Regions from separate parts of the Homo sapiens genome. Here region 1 is linked to region 2. A link is a loop called in an ENCODE intact Hi-C map of the cell type or tissue named here. Cell type or tissue: ascending aorta. All regions are shown on one strand. Each heading gives the region's core, and the rest is flanking DNA. Links, peaks and the distances in the headings are about the cores only.

Evidence for each region. A loop is a pair of places that touch in the nucleus more often than their neighbours do. Peaks named below come from ENCODE experiments on the same cell type or tissue, not always from the same donor. Only the 100,000 strongest peaks of a DNase experiment are listed, where the experiment ranks them.
Region 1: a loop joins it to region 2, with 4 times the contacts of the local background. A loop is called at or near these places in 10 of 110 quality-filtered maps.

The regions. Positions count from the first base shown.
Region 1 is chr11:45,177,330-45,188,515 of GRCh38, reverse strand. PRDM11 (PR/SET domain 11) reads right to left here. Exons shown (of 8, transcript NM_001384648.1): 2 at 6,631-6,755; 3 at 6,167-6,270; 4 at 5,393-5,655. The coding sequence starts at 6,749. Among named protein-coding and RNA genes, the nearest start is that of PRDM11, 36 kb to the right of the region's middle. RefSeq lists an enhancer at 6,263-6,994. In ascending aorta, for the core only: a CTCF peak has its summit at 5,315 (motif pointing left); DNase peaks (open chromatin) are centred at 5,335 and 6,686; H3K4me3 peaks cover 1,864 bases; H3K27ac peaks cover 3,862 bases.
Region 2 is chr11:45,229,110-45,240,295 of GRCh38, reverse strand. It overlaps PRDM11 (PR/SET domain 11), which reads right to left. Exons shown (of 8, transcript NM_001384648.1): 8 at 5,187-11,186. Among named protein-coding and RNA genes, the nearest start is that of SYT13, 52 kb to the left of the region's middle. In ascending aorta, for the core only: a CTCF peak has its summit at 6,655; a DNase peak (open chromatin) is centred at 6,655; H3K4me3 peaks cover 554 bases; H3K27ac peaks cover 945 bases.

The DNA.
Region 1 (11,186 bases), core at 2,393-7,392, 50 kb after region 2:
GGCAGGAAGAATGAGTAGAATAGAGTCTACCCAGGCAAGGAGGTAAGAAGAGGCGTGCTAAGTAAGGGAGGCTAGAGGGCCAAGAGGCGGAATGAGAGGGTAGGTTCTGGAGTCAGACTGCACAGGTTTGAACCCCAGCTCAGTGACTCACCAGCTGTTTAGCTTTGTGCAGAATGACTCATCCTCTCCAGGCCTCAGTTTTCTCAGCTGTGCAATGGATGGAATAATACCTATGTCACAGGAGCGTTGTTAGGATCAGATGAGATTATGCTATAAAGCACTGAGCACAGACCCAGACACATAGTAAGTGCTCAATAAACATTAACAGCTATGCTTGTCATGACCACCACCATCATTTCTACAGAGTAGAGTGCATATACTGAGGGAGGGAGTGTGGAGGGAAATGTGTTGTGCTGAATGGGGGCCAGAGCTTTTGCAGGCAGGCAGAAGGTCCAAAGAAGATGATATCCAGTATGGCTTTGGGACAGGACTTGACAAATGAGGGCAGTTTATTTAGGATATGGGGCTTCTAGATCTTGGTCCAAAAATCAGCACCACTGTTCACCCCACCTTCCCCGTACTCTCCCACCATTTGGCCTACCCATCAGCAGAGCAGGCAGGGCCGTTCTTCACGCCTGCTTTTCCCCAGTGGAGGCCAAAAACCCATGCCCAACACACACATACACACACACACACACACACACACACACACACACGAACTTTTCTTGAGCCACTTTAAGCATCTGGTGGCTCTAGGCCTTCAATGTCTCTCACCTCTTGGGTTCCCAAAGGTCAAAGCCCCCATATGGCCTTGCAGCCTCTAACCACTGCCTCCCTGTGCCCATCTGCTGGCTGCTGGCTGCTGGCTGCTGGCTGCAGCTAAGGCCCTAGGAAGAAACCTCAGAGGGAATAACCTCCAGGCCACCAGTCCCACCTCCTGAACTGGGGCCACGCCTACTCGTGACTGGTGGAGCTAGTCTAGAACCAGGTTGCAAACACCAGGGCCTTCTATTCCTCCTTTCTTCTCACCGTAGACCTGTGCCAGGCAGCCAACCTGGGAAAGTTCATCTGCTTTAAAGATTCTCAACTTTCCATGGCTGGGCTGTCCCAAGGTACAGACTCTAGCAGCTGCAGAAAGGGATCCTAATAGCCATTCCTTGGGCACAGTCTTAGATTTTTTCTCCTGCAATTTTCCAATAGGCTGTGAAGCCATAGGCTTCCTCTGTTGAACGTCTATCCATCCTTCAAGACAAGATCCATCTCCAATCTGCCCTGTTGAAACCAATCCCCCTCTCCCTACTGCTACAGCCCTCTGCAGCACTGCGATCACCAAGCAATACTCTGCCTCTGTATTACTTGGTTGGGAATAAGCTTCCTCCCCTCCTATCCACCATGGCCCCTGCTCCTCATAACTGAACCACAGGCTCCATAAGAACAGACAGCAAACCTCACGCAGCCCTGTTATCCCCAGAGCTCCCTGCTCAGGACCTAGTGCTCTGGAGTTGCTCTGTGTATGTGAGGTTGGGTTGAACCTGGACACATAACCAAAACTGGCTCAGGGTAGCTATTAACTGCTCCACCCCATTAGCAATGTCTCCCAATAAGGGAAGTCCTCACATGGTGGAGGGACACTATCTTTGAAGGAACCCAAGGTCTACTGTGGACCAGCTGTGGGAGTCCTGTGTTTCCTCGTCAGAACAAGAGGGGCAGCAACCCCCACCCTATGGACTGTTTCGAGGAAGAGTATGAGATGCCAGAGGTGTCCAGTATGCACCTGGCATATAATAATTGCTCAGTGGGCAACCAGACTTTTAAAACAAGCCATGCACCCTTGCTAGTTCCCTTTCCTCACCTCCCACTGACACCTTAATCCATGGCAATCTGGCTTCCGCCCATGAGACTGCTCCTGCCAAGGGGGCCAAGGAGACTTCCTACTGTCTCCTCCTACTGCTCCATGCCTCCTCAACTCCTCTCCCTCCAAGGATTCCTCAAACTCATATTCCAAAGGAAATGCCTCTTCTCTCCTCCCCAAGCACCTTTTCTGTAGGAAATGCCCTCCCTTCTCCGGGCTTCAGCTGCATTAATTTATATACTTAGTTTTCCCTGTCATCCCAGCATCTCTCTACTGCAGAGCCACACACACCAGAGTGCTCTGGACAGCTCCCCTGAGCATCTCACGGGCACCAGGAACTCTACTCATCCCAAGCAGAACTCACCTTCTCTGATCTCCTCGATTTCAGGCCACCTCAATCCACCTCCCTGCATATTTTAGTAGATGTCCCCCCACAAACATAAAAGCCTCCTATATGAGTTCCCTGTTGCTCCTGTAATAAATTGCCAATAAACTGCCAAAACCACAGTGGCTTAAAACAACACACATGTATTACCTTATAGTTCTAGAGGTCAGAAGTCCTACAATCAAGGTGTTGGCAGGGCCACATTCTTTCAGGAAGCTCTGGGAATTAATGTGTTTCTTTGACTTTTCTGGCTTCCAGAAGCTGCCTGCATCCCTTGACTCCCGGCTCCTTACTCTATCTCGAAGGCCAGCAGAGCAGCATCCTCCAATCCCTTTCTCTCTGACTCTGAGCCTCCCACCTCCCTCTTATTAAGATGCCTGTGATTACACTGGGCCCACCCAGGTAATCCAAGATCATCGCTCCCATCTCAAGATCCTTAACTTAATCACATGTGCAAAAAATCCCTTCTGCCATGAAGATAGTATATTTACAAGTTCTAGGGATTAGGACAGGGACATTTTTGGGGGGACATTATGTGGCCTACTATACCTAACTATCTCTATCTGCTCTAATCCTCTGGGCTAACCCTGTAGGGACAGAAATGATGCTGATCCACCCCCTTTTTTGTCCAGTATCTCCATGTGAACCCTCTGAGGTGATGTAAAAGGTTAGGAATCATGCCTTATCTCTACTCTACACTCAAGCACTTCAGCAGAACCCCTCCCTTGGCTTTTTGAGGATGCTAAAGTCTTTCTAATGAACAAACTCTCTTGACCACACACCCTCCCACCTCACTCTTATCTTTCTCCTCCACTTCTGATCTTATCTGTAACCAAACTTCTAGGAAATGACTATGCCTGGTCACCTCCATGCTAATCAGGTTCCACCCCCATCACTCTCCAGCAGGGTTTCTGCAGATAACTCTTTGTTATGAGGGACTATTCTGTCCATTGTAAAATGTTTACAGTAATCCTGGTCTCCAACTGCTAGATGCCAGCAGCTTACCCCTATGCTGAGCTGTGACAACCAAAAGGTCTCCAGACATTGCCCAATGTCCGGGGACAGGAGGCTGGGCTGCAAAATTGCCTCAGGTTCAGACCCACTGCTTTCTACAATAGCTCTTGCTAAAGTCACCCATGGCATCCCTGGTAGTAAATCCACGGGACACTTTTCAGTCTTTCTGGCTGGTTTCTCAGCAGCACTTGGCACTGACAGACATTGTGGCCTGGAGAACCTCTCTTCTCCCCTGACTTCCAGGTCACCCACTCTCCTGGTTTCCCTCCTACCTCTCTGGCTGCAAACCTTCTCTGTCTCCTTTGCAGGATCAAGCTCCCCTTCTAGACCATGAACTGCTAAAGTCCCTCAAAGCTTGCTCACAGGCCTTTCCACCTTTCACTCAGCACATTCTCCCTAGGTTCTGCGCTCCACACCCACACCCCCACTGACCACCCATGCACAGGTGACTCACTAAGCAACATCTCCAAGCCTCCTCTCCAAGCTTCGGACCCATATATCCAACTGCCTACTTGACATCACCACTTGGATATCTTGTTGTTACTCCAAACTCAACAAGTCCCAAACCCAAATCATGATTTTTCCCTCAACCCAGTCCCCTTCCAGCCTCCTCCATTTCTCAGAGAAAGACACCATTAACAACCTGTTGGGAGACTGCAGATGTCCTTGATACCTCCTGCTCCCTTCCTTAGGCCAGTTAGTCTATGTCTAAGTCAGAGCTCTCCTCTCTGATACAGTTCACAAAGCAGTTCGTTTGGCTCCAAGTCTTTGCCCCAACCCTAGCCCAGTCTTCCACCATTGCCGACTACAGAACTCCCACACGCTCTACCTGGGGAAAGGGGTGTGGGTACCCATTCTTGACCAGCACCCCTGAGCTCAATCAGTTCTCCAGGCTGTAGCCAAAGTCATCTTTTCAAAACATAAATGTGACCAAGTCACTCCCCCAACTCCTACATTATTAAAAGGACAGAAGTCCTAATTTGGTCCACTGGGCCCTACAAAATCAAGCCTCCATCATCTCCAGGCCCCTGTGTGTGCTGCACTCCAGGCACACTGACCTTCATCCAGTAGCTCAGATGTACCATGCTCTCCTGCCACAGGGCCTTTGCTCTTGCTGTCCAAGGCATCTGGATGCACCTCTCCAATCTTCACCTGGTAGGCATTCACCTCCTTCAATCACAGCTCAACTAGCAGGAAGGCTTCTCTGACCTCTACCCATATTACCTCCCCTGGTTGTTCACTTTTTCCCAGTCTCACTGTTTCTCCATCACCCTCAGAGTTATTATTTGACATGGATTTGTCTTAGTCTTTGATTAATTCTATCTTTCCCACAGAGAACTCCATGAAGGCAGGATTTATCTGATTGCCTTATCTGGCCCACCACTGTATTTCCAGGGCCAGCCCAGTGCCTGGCACAAAGGAGATACTCAAGAAGTGTTTTTGTAGTGAATAAGGATCTTCTTACCCTCTAGAATGCTTTTCTCTATTACCCCACCCTCCCCTATCTCTGTCTAGTAGCTCAAGCATGATTCCTTAAAGTTGCTTTGGTAACCCTTCCTCCTCATACCCTTGAAAACCCCTCTTCCTCATCTTTGCAACCCATCTATTGATAGTACCCTGTGTTGCAACTGATATCACATGTGTACCTGCTTGTTCAATGCCTGTCTTCCTACCAGATCGTCTGCTCCCTGAGGGCAGGAACCATGTCTGTCTTGTTGAAGGGTTTACCCCCAGCACCTAGCCCAGAGCCTGATATTACTGGTTTGGAAGTGGGAAGTCATGCTCTGCATCCCCAAAGGCCAGCTCCGAGTCACCCACTCTAGAAGATCGGTTGGTTCAATACTGCCCAATGGTCCACCAGACACACACATGAGGATTCATGGGGAAATTGCCCTGAGTTCTGCTTGGTGATTTCCTGATCTGCTGACTACTGCCAGGTGGGTGCTCTCAGCATTGCCCTTGGACACCAAGCGTTGCAGCCACTCAGCCGGGGCCAGGGGACAGCAAGATCCATCATCGACAGGTCCAGAAGCGATGGTAGAAAAGTTCTGGGGCCAAGCTGGGCCAGTATGGCTCCCCCTGGTGGTTTCCTTCCATGTTTCTTGGCAACCTCTCCCATGAATAGCCCAGGGCACACTCACCAGCCAGGAGAAGAAGCCAGCTGATTTGTCCTGGGTGGAGATCTGCCCCTCATAGGGGCCGAAGATGTGGCCCTTGGGGATGACCTCGTTTACACATCGCACGTCACTCTCTCCACTAGTGTCCTTGACCACCTCCATGCCCTGTGGGATGGTGAGCGCCGCCCGGTCTGGGATGCCCACGGGCACCGGTGTGTCAGACACAAACACCGGGGGGCCATGGTTTGGGCATTCATCCACGAAGTACTCCTGGCAGGACTCACAGACTGGAGGGATGGAAAGAGAAGGGAGGGCCTCAGTTGTTGCAGGGAGGTAAGACCCCCATGGGGGAGGTAGAGGGGCTGACAGGAGGCCCACTCATGGACAGCCAGCTGCAGGCCCCAGGGTCATCGGTAGCAATAACCCATACTCTCCCTGGGGGCTCCAAGAACAGGCCTGCCTACGTCAAGGAGGCCAGCAGCTACCTTTGTCTCAAGTTTTAAAAAACTGGAAGAAAGAGCATGGCTTTGGAGTCCAAGTGCAACTGTACCCCTTTGGGCCAGAGGACTCGAGGCGTGGGATACTTAACCCTCACCAAGACTCAGTGTGCTATCTGGAAAATGGGGCTAACAATAGCCATTTGGATGGCTAATGATGATGACGAACCAAGGCCTGGACCTGGGCCTGGTATATTGCAGGTGAGGACCTATCTTAGTAGCATTGTTGTGAATTCCCTAGCCAGGAATGGGGCGATGGGGGTGAAGGGAGGAGCAGCCCAGAGCCCCAAGCTCCACTTACACCAGAAGTCCACTTGCTGGAAGCTTTTGGGCACGATGAGGTCGCGCTTCCCCTTCAGTTTCTTGGGCTCAACTTCCATGGCCGAGGAGTCCGGTCTCCTAGAGCTGGCCAGGGCAGAGGCCCGCAAAGAAAGCAAAGAAGTCATCAGAGAGTGAGAGCCCAGTGGGGACAAAAGCTGGGGACCTGGCCAGGAGACCGAGAAGATGTGGGGTGGGCAGAGGAGTCCCAGCCAGCCTGCTGTTCAGTGCAGGAGGTGGTGGAAAAACTGGAGGATTGAGATGCGAGCACAGACCTCCCTAGGCCACTGCTTGGATTTTTCTAGAGCCTGCGCCCAGGAGCTGCCGGGAGCAGGGTTAGGGAAGGTGGGCAAGGAGTGAGAACGTTTCCCAGGGTTCCCAACCAACCGAGCCCAGGCACCTCCCACTCCCACTTCTCCCTCTCCAGTTCCCACACAGGGGCCTCACCAGGGCTGGCCATACTCCTGGTCTCGGAGTGGTGAGCAGACCTCCGTCTTCACCACCGTCACCATATCCCCCACGGCTGCATTGGTCTGGGCCAAGCACTCCTTCATGTTCTCGGTCATTCTGTCCTGGGACGCAGGAGGTGGGACCAGCACAGGAAGAGGATCAAAGAAACAGGGGAAGAGGAGTGAGCGGCGGAGAGGGCAAGTGGGGGTCTCGCGGAGTCTGGTTACCCTCCCTGCCATCCCCAGAGGAAGCACTTGAGAACACAGACAACAAAAACAGCTGTAGCCCGGCCAAGAGGAAATGCCGTTTCTATCCCGGGCTGGTCCTGGGGACGACTGGAGCCACCAGCCCCATGGGGTCAGGAGCCTAGAGCAGCTCAGGCCAGGAGGCCGCGCTGGGAAGCATAGCCTGGACCCCTAGACCAAAGGGCAAAGGGCAGGAGGATCCCACATGAGCCTGGGCGCAAAACTGCAAAGGGGAGAAGGGAGGGTTCACAACTCAAGCCCAACTTGGGCCAAGGGGTAGTGGGCAGACCGAACGGGCCCTCAGCGCCTGGCAGGGCAGCCCCTCACCCTGGGACTGCCGGGAGCGCAGCCAGGCCCCTTTGCCAGCTCAGAGCAGGTACAGGCAGGGCCTGGGGGCGCTGGCGAGGGCCAGCCAGGGCTCCAGCCCCACCCGACTCTCTCAAGGGGACACTCCCCAGCCCGCCGCTTACCGCCCTCCACCACCGCGCCGGGCTTCAGCCCCTCCCTCGGCACCCCGGGGTCCTCATGCCAAGCCCGGGGACACTCTTCGGGGCGAGGGTGGCACGCAGCCTGGGGCTGGGACGGCGCTGGGCCCTGGGACTGGGCGAGCGGCGTGTGTGACTCACTACCCGGGGCCCCGCTGGCCACACCCCTGCTCCTCGGCTAATCAGCCCCCTGCTCCCCACCGGGGCCCCAAAGCCGGCGGCGGCGACTGGGAGGGGTGCGGGGAAACGTGACGGCCTGCCCCCTCCTCCGAGCCAGCAGGGCCGGGGGCGCGCGGTGGGGAAGGGGAGGGCTGCCCAGGCCGGGCGCGCCGCCCCCTGCCCCGTGGCCGCCCCGTCTCGGGCCGGTGTAGGCTGCGGCCGGGGCGGGCGCGGGCGGGCTCTCCCCCTCTCGCCAGCCTTCCCGGCGGGGAGCTCCCTGCCCGGCCCGGCCCGCCCGGCCCTGCCCAGCGCCCGCCCCCCGCCCGCCAGGCCCGGCATTCCTTGCGGGGGCATGTGGCTTCTTGCCGGCCCTGGGGGCACGCAGTTGGCTGGCGGCCGGGAGGGGGGCGCGCAGGGAGCGGGAGGAAGCGGGCGCCCGGGCGGGGCGGTGGGAGAGGGCGCCGCGGGGGGTCGCTCCGGGTCAGGCGGTGGACGCATTCCAGGGCCTCCCACGGGGCCCGATGCGCACTCGGCCCGGGGGGTGCCAGGGCTGGGCGACAGCGCCGCGGAGGCCGGGCGGGTGTCCCCAGCCTCCGAGCTGCCTTGGTGTGGCGGCGACGACAGGGCCTGCGCTGCCACCCGTGCGGACACCGGACACCCGCTCGCTCAGCCGCGGCCGCACCTGCACCGCCTGGGGCGCCTGCCACTCTACTGCCTCCTGGCTGCGTTATGCCAGGGACTCCCCGCTGGGTGCTCGACCGACCTCAAAGCCTGTGGGATGGCCCCCTGCCTCCTGTGAGGGCGCAGGAATTGGGGCCTGGAAGATGTCAAGCGACTTGCCGAAGGTCATGCAGACCACACCCGATGGCTGCTTAGTAAATTGGAAACTGGCTGAACCCCCAGATTCAAGTGTTTCAAGTTGGCTTCACCATGCAGTATCCTCAGTCCAGTCCTCTACCGAACAATCGCTGGGATCACCCTTAAGTGGGTTCAGGTCCCAGCTCAGAAGTCCAGCTGCCAGGTGGGAGCAAGGCCCTGTGGATTTGTGAAGGATCCCTGAACACCTGCTGCCCTGAGGAACTCTCACTGGGATGGGCAGTACCCCCCACCATACATCCTGGGGTGGAGCCTCAGTGGTTAGGTGCCTGGGCACTGGACAGGCAGTGCCTGAGTTCAAATCCCACTGATGGGCGGTGTGATCCTGGGCAGGTGTTATGGACCCCACTCCCCTTCATATGTTGAAGCCCTCAGCCCCAGAGTATCTGTATTTGCAGATGGGGCTGTGAGGAGGTGATCAAGATTAATTGAGGTCATAAGGGTTAGGTGCCCTTATAAGGAGAGGAAGACACACCAGGGCCCTCTCCACCATGAGGACACATCCAGAAGGCAGCCATCCACAAGGCGGAGTGCCACCACCAGGAACCAATAGGCTGGCATTCTGATCTTGGACTTCCTAGGCTCTAAAACCGTGAGAAATAAATGGCTGTTGTTTAAGCACCCCCATCTACGGTATTTTGTCATGGCAGCCTGAGATGACTAATACAGCAGGTTATCTAACTTCTCTGTGTTCTCATTTCTTCATCTAGAAAATGTGGCTAATAATAGATTCTATCACAGACATAGCTGTATTCCGTGGACACAGACGAGTGTGGAGGGGCCAGTCTCTGCACATCCCACTAAAGAATGCTGATCAGGAAGATGAGTGCTAGTGACATCATCAAGGGGTGGCTTCAAATTCTCTCCATTGGCTGGGATTTATTTTTTTTAAGTCAGTCATTTGGAAACTCTGACGCTTTATTGGAACGGACTGCTGAGGACTGCTTTGCATGGGGCTCCCTTGCTCTGGCCCCTCTGCCCTCCACAAGCCCCACCTGTATGCCATTCTCCATCCTGCCATGGGGCCTGTGAACTTGCTGAGTCCTAGCCTGCAGAACACCTGGGGAACTCCTATCCAGACTTCAGACCTCACTGCCCCCCTCCAACTGCCACCAAAAACACCCTCTCCTAGCCCCATGTCACACTTCATGGCAGTGTGACATGTATAACCGTCTTTTGTTAGCAGGATTACTTGATTAATATCTGTTTCCCTTAATAGACTGTAAGCTCCCCGAGGACAGGGTGCAGGCCACCATTGAACTGCCAGCACCTGTAACAGTGCCTGGCACCAGGGCCAAGACTAGGGAAAGACAAGCCAGGTACTAGGAGGCTTTCACTCTGAGGGTCATACGCTTGCAGGACTGGCACCTGAGAGTGAGAACCTCTTTCAATTTTGCACCCTGAGAACCTTGCTTGGCTGACTCTCCACTTTGCCCAGCACACAGCATATTCTCAGTAAATATTCACCAAATGTTCCCCTTCATATCTCACTGGTCCCTCTGATGTGTCCCACTGGTCCCATTGGGAATCTCAACTCTGAAAGAGACGTCAGCAGGAAAAACAGGGTGGGGGTTTGATTCCCTATGGAGCTCTCTTCCAGTGATCTCCGCCAGGCAGAGCAGGTAGTGAGAGATGCTGGCAGGGTGGGCACTGAAGGGTGCAGAGGTGCACTGGGGGGTAGGATGGAGCACTAGGGGGTAGGATGGAATTAGACTCATGAGACTCAGAGCCGGATTCTGACGATAAGTTGGGGAGGATAATCAGTGTGGCCATGGCACGTCACTTACACTTTCTAGGGCCTTAGTGTCTTCTTTTGCAAAATGGAAATACTGATACTTGCCAGGAGGAGGTGGTCCCCATTAGGAATAAACGAGGAGGGCACAGAGGGATGCGGAAGGGGTTTGGAGGGAGGATAGGCAATAGTAAGAGAATAAAGGACGGAGGGTAAGACAGGGAGAGAAGGAGGAGAGAAGGGAGAAAAGAGAAGATGAGGAGGGGAAGGGAGATTGAAAGAGAAGGACCGAGGCATATAAACGTTTTCCTGTCTTAAATCATTCCCAGCAAACCACCCCCTGTGGGCAAAGTATTACTTTGTATCTCAAAGTAGAGACATCTGTGGGCCATTTGCATTTATGTCCTATCTCTCACATCCCACCTTCACCACACAAAAGATTTGCAATGTTTTATAAAACAAACACATACTAAACAGGACAGTTAAGAAACAACCAGAGATAGTGTTAGAGGCCTCATGGAGAAAGAGGGGTGTTGGTTATGCCGGGAATCTGTTGTAAAAGGGTTAGTGATTGAGTTCTTCATTCAATTCTGAGCCTCCTGGCAGCCAAAGCATAAAGGGAAACATAATGAGTTACCGAGTCCTTATTATCTGACACCTATTTATTGACTATATGCACATATAATTTCTTTCTACTCTTGGAGCTGGCTGCCCGGAGAACCAGGATCAAGCCTCAAAGGACTAATGTGCATTCCAACTCTCAAGTGGCCCATAGACATCTCTACTTTGAAATAGACAGACTTTTGTGCTTGTGATAAAGGCCATAGGGACAGGGAGGGAGAAGATGGGATGTGGCAGGACCAAATGAACTTCCACTGGGGAGAGAGAGAGGGAGAACATGTGCTGGTGTCCTTCACTGAGTCCATCTCAGCAGACACTCTAAGGCCTGGCCCAGGTAAAGCCCCTGTTGCCTTTTCTGAAGAATGCTCTAGTCCTACCTGCCCAGCAAAAGTCTTGGGGGAAGGGGGGTCGGCAGGCTTCATGGAGGATTCCAAG
Region 2 (11,186 bases), core at 4,083-9,082:
GCCTGGTGTTTTCTTTTTTTCCGTTTTACCTAATATTTTGGCATATAAAATGCAGAAGAAATCATCTGATAAGCACTTATGAGCCACTGCCATGTTTAATAAAACTTGACAACTACAATTGAAGTACCCTCAGTGCCCTTTACTCAGAAGACCATGACCTTGGATTTGGGGTTTATCATCCCAGGCATTCCCTCATACTTTTATTACATGTCTCTGTAAGCCCTGAGTTCCATAAAGTGTTTTTAAACTTCATTTAAATTGTATCACACTATTTTCACTCAACATTAAATATTTCAGTTTCATCTGTGCAGACACATGCAGCTCCAGTTTATTTCTTTTTCACTGATGTATGATATTCCATTGTATGGATATGCCACAGTCCTATGCAGTTGATGTATATCTACATGTTTCTTTTTCTTTTTTTTTTTTTTTACTGTTACAAGAAATGCTGCTATGACATTCCTCTGCATGTCTCCTTGTGCGCTTGTGTGAGTTTCTCTAAGATATATACCCAGGAGTGAGTCATAGAGTACTCTGTGCATGTGCATGTGTGTGTACCTTGGTGGCCTTGCTTGAGTACTGAATCAAAGAGGCTACATACAATTAGGAATGCCAAGGTTGGGTGAAGCTTTTCAGGGATTTGGCTTCATTGCTGGGGAGAAAAATTTGGTGGAAACTACTAACTTCTCTTTCTTTAACATTCCCCAAAGAAATACTCCATCAATGGAAGGGTCTAGTAGCAGCCAGTGGTACTCATGAACTCCTGGTGGCAAGCAGGGACAAGGGCACTCCTGGAGTCCTGTCATCCTAAGCCTTCCTGGTGGCCACTACAGCCCTGGCCTCTGGAGGAAGAGGGATTAAGCAAGGGGCAGAGCCTGAATTTTCAAGCTAGTAGAAAATTAGCCAGGTCACACAGAATTAAAATAGAAGGTTCTTAAATAGGATAAACAATCCATAAAGAAAGCCATGAGATGTCGTTGCTTTCCAAGTCTGCACATAATTCCCTATTTTATATTATGTATACACATACATTCTATTGTAATGGCAACTAGCATTTAAATTTTCATAATAAAGTAGGATCAGTTGGTTTTATCCCACATAGTCGAATGTTATGCAGACTATGTTTCACAGGTAACTATGAATATGGCCCACCTGAACCCAAAACTCATACTTAAGAGTCTGGATTGATGTAAAAGAGAAATGGAAGAGGGAAGCAGAGTTCATGAGTCACTTTATACATGGACTTTCCATTGAAATGCTTCGAATAACAAGCACTGTTCCTGCGTATAAAATTGACTCATGTCTAGAGCATTGCCTCAGAAGCTGGGAATCTGCAACCCGGCTTGGCTTTGTGACTGACCACTGTAAAATGAATTTGGAGCAAATGATCACTAAGGCTCCTTCCAGCTTTAACATTTTGTGATTCTATGACCTAGACTGTCAACAGCTTTGGCTCCTTCCAGCTTTAACATTTTGTGATTCTATGACCTAGACTGTCAACAGCTTTTTTTTTTCTTTTTTAGACAAGGTCTGGCTCTGTCACCCAGGTCAGAGTACAGTGGCACAATCTAGGCTCACTGCATCCTTGACCTCCCAGGCTCAAGCAATCCTCCCACCTTAGCCTCCTTAGTAGCTGGGACCACAGGCACATGCCACCACACCCGGCTAATTTTTTGTATTTTTTGTAGAGATGGGATTTTGCTACGTTTTGCCCAGGCTGATCTCAAACTCCTGGACTCAGGCGATCTGCTCACTTTGGCCTCCCAAAGTACTGGATTACAGGTGTGAGTCACCACACCCAGCCAACAACTTACTTTTTACACATACCTTTAGCCTTCTATCTTGTGCATAAAACAAATTAAACCTACATACATGTGTACTTGCCCTCCCTGCCCCATGCCTGCCTGGCAATGTCCCCCGGTATCTCCTGACACTCCCTCCTGACAGCTACCCACTCCTCTAGACAACCTGAAATGGCACCTGAGGCTTCAAGTCAGCCTCTTCTCATTTGCTTAATTGCTAATGGAGCTGGTGGTAATTTTCCATCCAAGAGTTTCATTTTTTTTTTTTTTAGAGCCAGTTGGAAGCATCACCATTTCAGGAGCTCTGAACTCTAGCATCTGTTCTGTCTCCCTCCTGAGGCAGACGCCTGGCAAGGATAAAGCCACAGGATGTGGCTGTGGATGGATTTAGGGAGCTGGGCATTTTCTTAGTCCAAGTGTTGGAGAACTGTCCCCTTGCTCCACTTCCTCATCTCCTGCAGGTGAGCCAGCACAGATGGCCCCTGGCAGGGACCTCAGCAGCTTCCTCAAGCCAGAGAAGAAGACCCCTACCTTGGAGGAGGATGGGAGGAAGCCAGACTTTCTCCCAGATAGGCGCCTCCATCTCTAGAAGCCAGACGTTGCCATGGAAACTGAGCTACTGGTGGCCACTGTGTGATTTGGCCCCTGTGCTCGCTCATCCCCAGCCAGGTTTGGTCTCCTGTCAGTGCAGCCTATCCATGCTAGGGCATATAGTTCCCCAGCTCAGTTTCCCAGTGCCCTTTCTTGGTGTTTCAGGACAGCCTGTTGGCAAGTGAGCAATGGCAGAAATCCTGTTTCAGAAACCTAGGGATTACAACCAGGGACAAGCAAGGAGGAACCTGCTTTTCTAGCCAGAACAAACAGAACCTCTCTGCAGTCCCTTTCTCGGGGGCCAGGTGAGATGAGCTGCAGGAAGCAGAACAAGGTGCCCTGAGGATCTCTCTGAGAGGGGAATGGTGATTCCCATTTAGGTAGAGGCATCCACGCCAGTTGAAGATGTAAGTGGCTCTGTATTAAAAGTCACCCCAGGCAGCCCCAGGGATTCTGGATGAAAGAGGATGGCAGCAGGAAACCTTGACGCTTCCTAGCACCTCATTCACCCTGATCTTAGCGGTCGCAATGAGGATGATAATGATAATCAGCACCTAGTAAACCATGGCTCTGGGCTAAGCACTGAAGAGATAGAATAGGATAAGTGACTCATCCAAGGTCCCATAGGTTGAAAGAGGCACAGGAGGATTTCAGTCTGGGACGGTCTAAACCTAAAAGGTCTAGGCTCTGGGGTACAGCCAGTAGCCCAGGGTCTTTATTGGAAGATCACTTACATGCATAGGCAGTAGCTTAAAAATGCTACTTGGAAGCATGAACTCTGAGAATCACCAAGCTGGAAGGAACTGGAAAAGTTCTCTTTCCTATAGGAACTAGGAGGCACCTGGCTGGATTGGGCAGAACATTGTCCAAGGGGCAAGAGCAAGTTGGAATGGAGGGGAACTCAAGTGAGTACCATGGGAACAACCTCCAGCTTTGTGGAGTAGGGGCTGGGTCAAGGTTAGATGCAACCAGAGGTCAGGCGCAGGGTCTTTCTGATCAAGGAAGGAAACCAAGATAGAGACAGGCAACATGGAAGAACCTAGGACCTCAGCTGTGACCAAGACAGCATTGCAGGAGTTGCACTTCTATCAGGAGTGGCTTAAGTTCATTCACCCCTTCAATACCCACTGATTAAATGCCCACTATGTAGCTTTTCCCTTGTGGGTGTTACCATATGGAAGGGGAAGACGGACATAAAACAATCTCTGTCTTTCTCTATCTCTCTCTGTCTGTCTCTCTCTCTCTCTCACACACACACACACACACACACACACACACACACACACACACAGAGTAATTATACAGTTTAGATAGGCTGGCCAGGAAAGACCCCTTTGAGGCTGCATTTTAGATGAGACCTAAAAGAGGAGAAGAGTTCAGTCATGTAACCATCTGGGAAAGCTATCCCAGGCAGGGGGCTCATGGCATCAGAGGATCCCGAGGTAGAAAAGAGCTTAGTGAGTTGAAGGCAGTGTGGCTGGAGCCCAATGCAGGGGAGGACAAGATGAGGCTGGGAGGTAGGCAGGGCTGCACTGTGTGGGGCTGATGGGTCATAATTAGGAGTTTGGATTGAATTATAAGGGTAATGGGAAACCAGTGGAAGGTGTTAGGCAGAGCAGATGCCATGACTGAATCTAAGTTTTAAAAGATCATTCTAGAAATTGTTGCATGGTAGCCTTTCAGGTCTTCAGGCAGCTGGTCATTCTCCTAAGTCCTCTCTGGGTTGGACTCAACTTGCCCTTGAATCTTGGGGAAGGAGGGACAGGAGAAGCTGGGGAAAAGAGGGAGGAAGGGAATGGAATAGACCTCACCTCCTTATCATTTCCTACAAGCCCCACTTTGGGGAGACCAATTTCATGGTGAAGTGCAAATGGGGAGTCTTTCCTTCCCTTGCTTCCTGGTGATGAAATCATTAACATGTTCCAGATACTGCTGCAAAGGTGGGTCAAATCTGTGTAGCCCAGCATGGGGGCGGGCCTGAGCCTGGTTCACTTGGGCTGATTTGGTGTGGACAGCTATGTCTCTTTGCTCCTTCTTTCCCTACACCTCCTCTGGGAAGAAGAAAACTAGACTGTTCCATGGGTCTGTAGAGTGGCTTTCACAACAGGAGGCCTCTGAGTGATCAACCACGGGAAGGAAGCCTTCAAGGGCTGGGAGGAAAATGGCAGAAGACAGAGGTTAAGAAAAAGGAACTAGGAAGGCTCCTAAAAGGAAGACAAATGGGCAGGGCAGGGAAACTGGGAGTAGGAGGACCGAGCAGCTCAGGAGGAAAAAATTAAAACATATTATGTGTCTTCACTGGATTTATACTAATTTTTGTAAAACAATGTGGGGAAAGCATCACTCATCACCCTTATACCAGTGCCAATGACAAACCATTGAGGAAAGACCCTTCTCCAGGGACAGGTCTGCAAGTAGAGAACCATGCCAGACAGCTTGAGGGAGAATGAGAACAACAGTTTATCTGCAACAGCCCTTGTGTGCTGCCTCCAGGAGATTCTTGTGGGATGAATGCATATGGGGGCAGAGAGATTTATTTTAAACGGTTTCGGTCACACCTCTTTTGGCCTGCCTGGTGGGCGAGGCACGTAGGTTACTTGCTGGAAAGAGACTCTAATGGGGGAACAATGAGAGCAGCAAGAAGGGGCTAGTGGCCTCTTCTAGTTCCTTCCAACCTGGCAGCAGGCAAGCTCCTATTCTGACACCTGAGCCCTTGTGGTGGGGCCCGTTCTGAGTCAACCAGAGCACAGGCCGGGGATAGAGGCAAGGAGGCAGCAATTCAACAGTGGTGAGTAAATTTAAATGCTTTTATTAACAATCTTCTTACATTACAAGGATAATATGACAAAAAGAAAGTTTCTGCGTACATATTATGATAAACCAACATAGCTCTATTTGTATCCAGTGTTCTAGGTCCCGTCACACAGGTACTATAAAGCGTAGTCTGCAAAATAATAACATCAAGAGGTTTTTTTTAAAGAAAGTATTAACATATTAATATGTATGTGATAATAGACTCCTAGGTATTTCCCCCCATCCCCACTTATTTTTCCTTTGTGATTGACATGAAAATGGTTCAGCAGCGTGGGGGTGGAGAAGAGAGAGACGGGGGCTGAAATAGACGGAATCAGACTGCTGGTTCTTCCGGAGAGACAAAAGTGAAGACTGAGAGGTGCCCGAGGGCAGCCTGGCCTTTGTCTTTTGGTGAGCAGTATTGTGACCGCTGTCCCCCTCTGGACAGAGGGCTCGGTCCCTTGGTGCCCCTGGCGTGCTCTCTCTCTGAGGTACAGTGCATTGTGGGATTGCTACCTGGGGATGCCCATCCCCTGGCCGTGGGTCTAGTCCACTGCAGTGGGAAGAAGGCTCGGCCCGGCCTGGTCTCTCTTGAGCCAGGTACTGGAGGGTGTCCCAAGACCCAGTTGGCAGCTAACTGTGGCTCAAGGAGGTGGGCATTGGCAGAACAGACCCGCCCTGGGCTGCAGGTGGAGGGGTGGGCCTGCTGGAGACTGAGGTACTTGTAGGATGGTGGGGAAGAGCAAGACAGGGGCAGAGGAGGCTCAGGATGGGAGCAAATGCCCCTTCGGACCCCAAAAGCAGAAGGCTGGTCTGGAGAGAGGGAGCATGCAGCTGCCCTTGCTCCATCATCTGGTGCCTGGTCAGGCCCTCTCTCCTACCTCCAGGAGGAAAAAAACAGAGAGAGGAAACTGCGAGCAAATGGGCTTCTGGGTCCCGTCAGGGCTGCACAAGCCCTCTGTCATGCTGCCAGCTTGCACCAGTGCCCCCGCGTGGCCCCCAGACATCCCCGCCCGGCCCGGGCTAGGAGCTGGTGATAAACCCAGGGAGGGGCCCTCCCCAACGAAAGTGGATGAGCTTGGGGTATCCCAGCTCAGCCTCTGCCTCAAGTCACAGAATGCGAACAGTGTATGTGAACTAAACCTGCCTGTTACGGCGGGAGTGGGGTAGGGGCCACGGGGCCTCTGTGAGGGAGGGGGAACAGCGTTGTCCTGAGTACAGCCAGCAGCAGCTGCTGCGCGGAGCGGGCTGGGCCAAAGCCCTGCTTCTGGACTGGAGTAGCCATTGAATTTATGAGTGTGCAGATATGTCTCTCCCACCGTTTCCTGCTAGCTGATGCCCCCTGCCCTGGCCAGAAAGCCTGTGGATGGTGGGCAGCGCTGCCTGGCGATGCTCATGCTGCCCACATCCTCTCCTCCTGACAGTGGTTGAGCAAGTGAGGGAGGCCAGGACGGCTGCACTTCAGGGGCTTGGCCTCTAGGGGCAGCAGAAGCATCTAACAGGGCAGGGGCGGTATCTTTCCTGGACCAGCTCTTGATCCAGTTTGGACCTTTCCTATTGCCACTGACGCTGCTCAGTCCTGGTGCGGGAGGGTTTTGAAGGAGTTTGTGCAGTGGTCCCTCCACCAGGAGTCAGAGACCACGTCCTACTGCCAAGCAGCAGTGACCGCCTAAGCGTGGGCTGTGGGGGTGGGGAGAGGTAGGGGGCACCTCAGCTGGAGCTCAGGGGGTATCTCCTTCCAACCTCAGACCAAGCCTGTGGAAAAGGAGAGAAAGTGCATGGAGCGAGCCGGGACCCAGCCACTCTCCTCTCCAACACTCCGGGTAGGAGGCCCCCTTGCCAGCCAACCCTGCCTGCTGGCCTTCCCCGGCTCCCTCTCCGAAGGCCGTGCTCCCTTCCCCTTTGCACAGCACAGCGCCAGGCTTCCCACTGCTCTCCCAGCTCTATAGACTCTATTTTTATATCTATTTAAAACATAGAAATGTATAAATATATAGGATATTATTTATAGATATATAGACGTGATTTACTCTCTTACTCTGTGTGTATACGTACTGTATATGTCCATATATACAACATATATGCTGTAGCATCTGTATTCTACACTGCACATACCCCTGCTTCCATGCACTCTCTCCTAGGGAGACTGGATTGCATAGGTATTTCCAGGGTGATACCACTTGAGGGGGTGGGGGGGAAGGGAGTGCCAGATGGAAGTGGAGGGGCGTACCATTTTCCTCCCAAAAGGGCACTTTTTCTCCCTCTGGCTAACATGCAAACATTGCCTGAAAGGCTCCTTAAAAATATCACAGCACCATCCACTCAGCTCAAGCACCCTAACCAACAGATGGCAAGAGAAGGGCCCCCACCAAGTGGGAGATGGGTTTCCCTCCAAGCAGGAGAAGGGCCGTGCCAGTCTCTTGGGTCCTCCTGAGGACTGAGGAAGAGGCCAGACTAGAACCCATGACACGGCACCACCTCCCCAGAAGACTGGTGTCTGGAATGGGCACACCACTGCCCTCTGAAAACCCCTTTCTTGTCTGAGGAGGACTGGCCTGCCTGTTTCAGCTGTTTCAGCCTGGCCTGGCTAGATCTGCCTCTTGAAGCAGGGAGGGGGCACAAGTCCAATGCCTTCTGCCAAAATTGGACCTATGGGCCAAGAAAAAGCATGAATTCGACTTGGAAATCAACCCAGACTGAAAGCCAAAAGCAGACCTAGGTCTAGAACTCCCATTCCTAGAGGGGGTAGAAGGAAAATGAAAGGGGGGATCCAGAAGAGGGAAGTTATACTTCAACCCCTCAGGCCACCTCCTGGGTCCCATCAGGCTCCAGGTGATCAAGTAACATGGCACCAGCCCCTCAGTGCCGGCTGGGCCAGGGCTGTGGGCCCACAGTAGGGTCTCAGCTATTGTTTCCAGCCTTCTGCATGCTTTCCCCCCTGTTGGCACCACCTCCAAATGAATGGAAAACATTTAAACATTACCTTAAGTAATTACAAGGTACTTTTCCTAAATTAAAGGGTTGGCATAAGCAACTCAAGGGGAGGACCACCTCAGCAAAACAACTCAACTTGGAAACATGTGGCAGAGGCTGAGGTCAGAGACCCCCAAGTGCCATAGATTCCAGGGCCCAGCACTGAACCTTGCCATCCAGGGACCCTGGAACTTGAGCCTGCTCTCAGTCCCAAGTGAGGATGGGGAAATGAGGATGTGCCTAGCATCACAAGGTGTCATAGGCCAGTCATTAGAAAAATTAAATTAAATAAGGCTGCTGTTTCTGATGCCTGGACTCTCATATTCAACCAGGCAGGCAAAACTTGGGGATTCTGACATGGCAAGAGTTACAGACTTGACTGCGCTGTCCTCATGTTTCACAGATACTAGATGGCAGTGGATTTTTTCTTTGTCCTCCATGAAGGAAAAGCAGATCATATTAATCATAAGGGCTCTGGCTCCCAGGCTCTGCCAGGTATCACCTTGGCACAGTTGGCCACAAACCTGGGCCTCAAGGTTGATCTCACTTCCCACCAACCCTACGAGCCAAAGAAAGTCACTAATCAGCCAGCCCAGTTATGCCAAGTCTCAGCCCCAGAGACACACTTCATTCTAAGCCTGTAGTCATCACTCCTAAGCCAGAGGCTGAGTTAAAGGGCTCTGTCTTGTCTGAAGTAACAACATTTGGGATCCACCAACTGCTTTTCCACAGTTCTGTATACACATCAAGGGGAGATTAGGTTAGCCAAGCATATGCTCCCTGGGCTAGACCCTGAGTGTCCCATCAGTCCAAGTCCTTCTCAAGCAAGCAGAAGAGTGGGAAATGCCTATGACAGAAATCATGGGTAATCACATGCAGAATTCACAGGACAGAAGCACTGGGCCTCCCAGGGAGCATCCAAGCTGAGAAGAGACCCCGTGTAAATTGCAGTGGTGTATCACCCAAATTATTCCCTGTCCCATGGCAGTGTGGCCTACAGAGTGTCTGCCACAGCCCTGGCATGGCTAAATTCAGCAGAAGCCACAAGCACCCAGAGTTTTAGGGATGCCCTAACCTAACTTCAAGACCACCTGAGAGGTTAGCTTTTCCGAGGTCTGGTGGCCAGCTCAGGAAGTGACCCCTGCAGCTGCATGCTGTGCATAGCAGCTCATTCTGCTAGGCCAGAAGTGGGTCACCTGCTCTCAGCTTTCTCAGGAACTACAGGGTAGGCACTGGCACTGGCCCATAAGCTTTTCCCCTTCTAGCTGAAGATTTTAGCTCATTTTGGCCATGATCTCTTGAGAGGAAAAAGAGTAGCTCCAACTGACCAGGTGCTCAGGAAGACACTGGTTCTCTCTTCCTGGTTTTCAAATGAGCGGGAGCCTTAGCCTGCTCCTCCCTACCCATTACCCAATGTAAGGTGTAAGGCAACTGTTGGCTAGAAGAAAGGATCTCAACCTACTGTTTCTGCCCTCACCAAGCCCTGTCTTGCTAGCCATCTCTGCCCTCAACCCTTCTTAGTCTCTGCAATGTTCAGTGAAAACTCCCCAGACACAGCAGTTTGCGTGTGTGAGGGGAGAGGAAGTCCCAAGGCTGGGGCTGGGCCAGGTGGGACCTGGTGCTTTGCAACAGCATCCCATTTGACCACAGTTAGGTTTTGACCCTGATGGGAGGAGCAGATGGAGGGAGACATCAGTTTAAAGTGGGGAAGTGGAATGGGGCTGGGAATCTCAAAGCCTCAGAAGGAGGCTTTCAGCCTTTCCTTGCTAGTTCCTGCTAACTGTCTTCTTGCTCAGAGGAGGGTAGGGAAGCATGTGTGCAACTGGGGTGGGAGGTGGGGTGGATGTCACCAGGCAGGGGTGCATTGATTTGTTGAAGAAGGCAGCATATGAGGCCTGGCAGTGGGACAGTTGGAGGAACCCATTTTTTTTTGTTTTTTGTTTTTTAACATGCTACATCACTGTTGAAAACAAACAAAAATATTTCAAAAATAATATATAATATATATAATATATTTATATAATGAAAAGCTATTGACTAGCAGCAATGATTCTAAAGTTATCTTAGCACCAAGACCATGGAGGTGAAGGGGAAGGGATTGGTAGGGGATGAAGGGACTGGTGGAACCAAGAAAGGGCTATAACATGTTCAGTGTTGATGACATTTCCACTATGGTTCTCAACGGTGGCATGAGGCCTCAGAGACAACATAAACCAAGAAGGAAGGAAGCCACCACAGTTTTATAATGTCTGAACCAAGCAGGCTGAAGACATTGGGGCCTTGCCTGTGGCCAGATAACACCACCCTCTGCCAACCAAGAGATGAAGCTCTCAGCAGAACTGACCACATGTATATAATTCAGATCTTCCTCCCTCCCCCAAAATGACCTGCATCCACGTGATAGGATCTCTGCATATAAAATATGCATAAATCAGATGTAGGAACATGAACAGAAGTTTTTAACAGCTCACGCACATTTTTTAAAACTCCCTTGCGAGGTATACCGGTAGTTAAATGAATGAAAGAGCATTGATCAGACTCCTCTAGTTTAAACCACTACTTGCCCCAGGGAATAGGCAAGTGGCTATTTCTAAAGCTTATATTGTATATTGTGATTGTGTGTGTGTGTGTGTGTCTGTGTGTGTGTGTGTGTCTGTGTGTGTGTGTGTGTCTGTGTAGGCTGATGCCTTGAGAGTCCTCTCTTCTTTTCTCCATTTCTTTAGGACATCTCTACCCTGTTCAAAAAAGGAAGAGTTTACAGGCAGAGACACATTCCCCAGTTTCCTATGACCATGTAGCATGTTATCAGCCTTGTTGCAAAAGGAGGACCACATCTCTACAGACTCTCATTTGAGTTATGCATAACTTAGGGCACAATTTGCATTGACACTACCTGCCACTGAACTATAGCAGGCATTTCTTGATTATTAAAGGAAAAAAAATACCCTCAACACATGATATGATTATAAAGAAAAAGTATAAATAATCCATGTAACTCGAATATGTACTTTTCATTTTCCTTGTTTT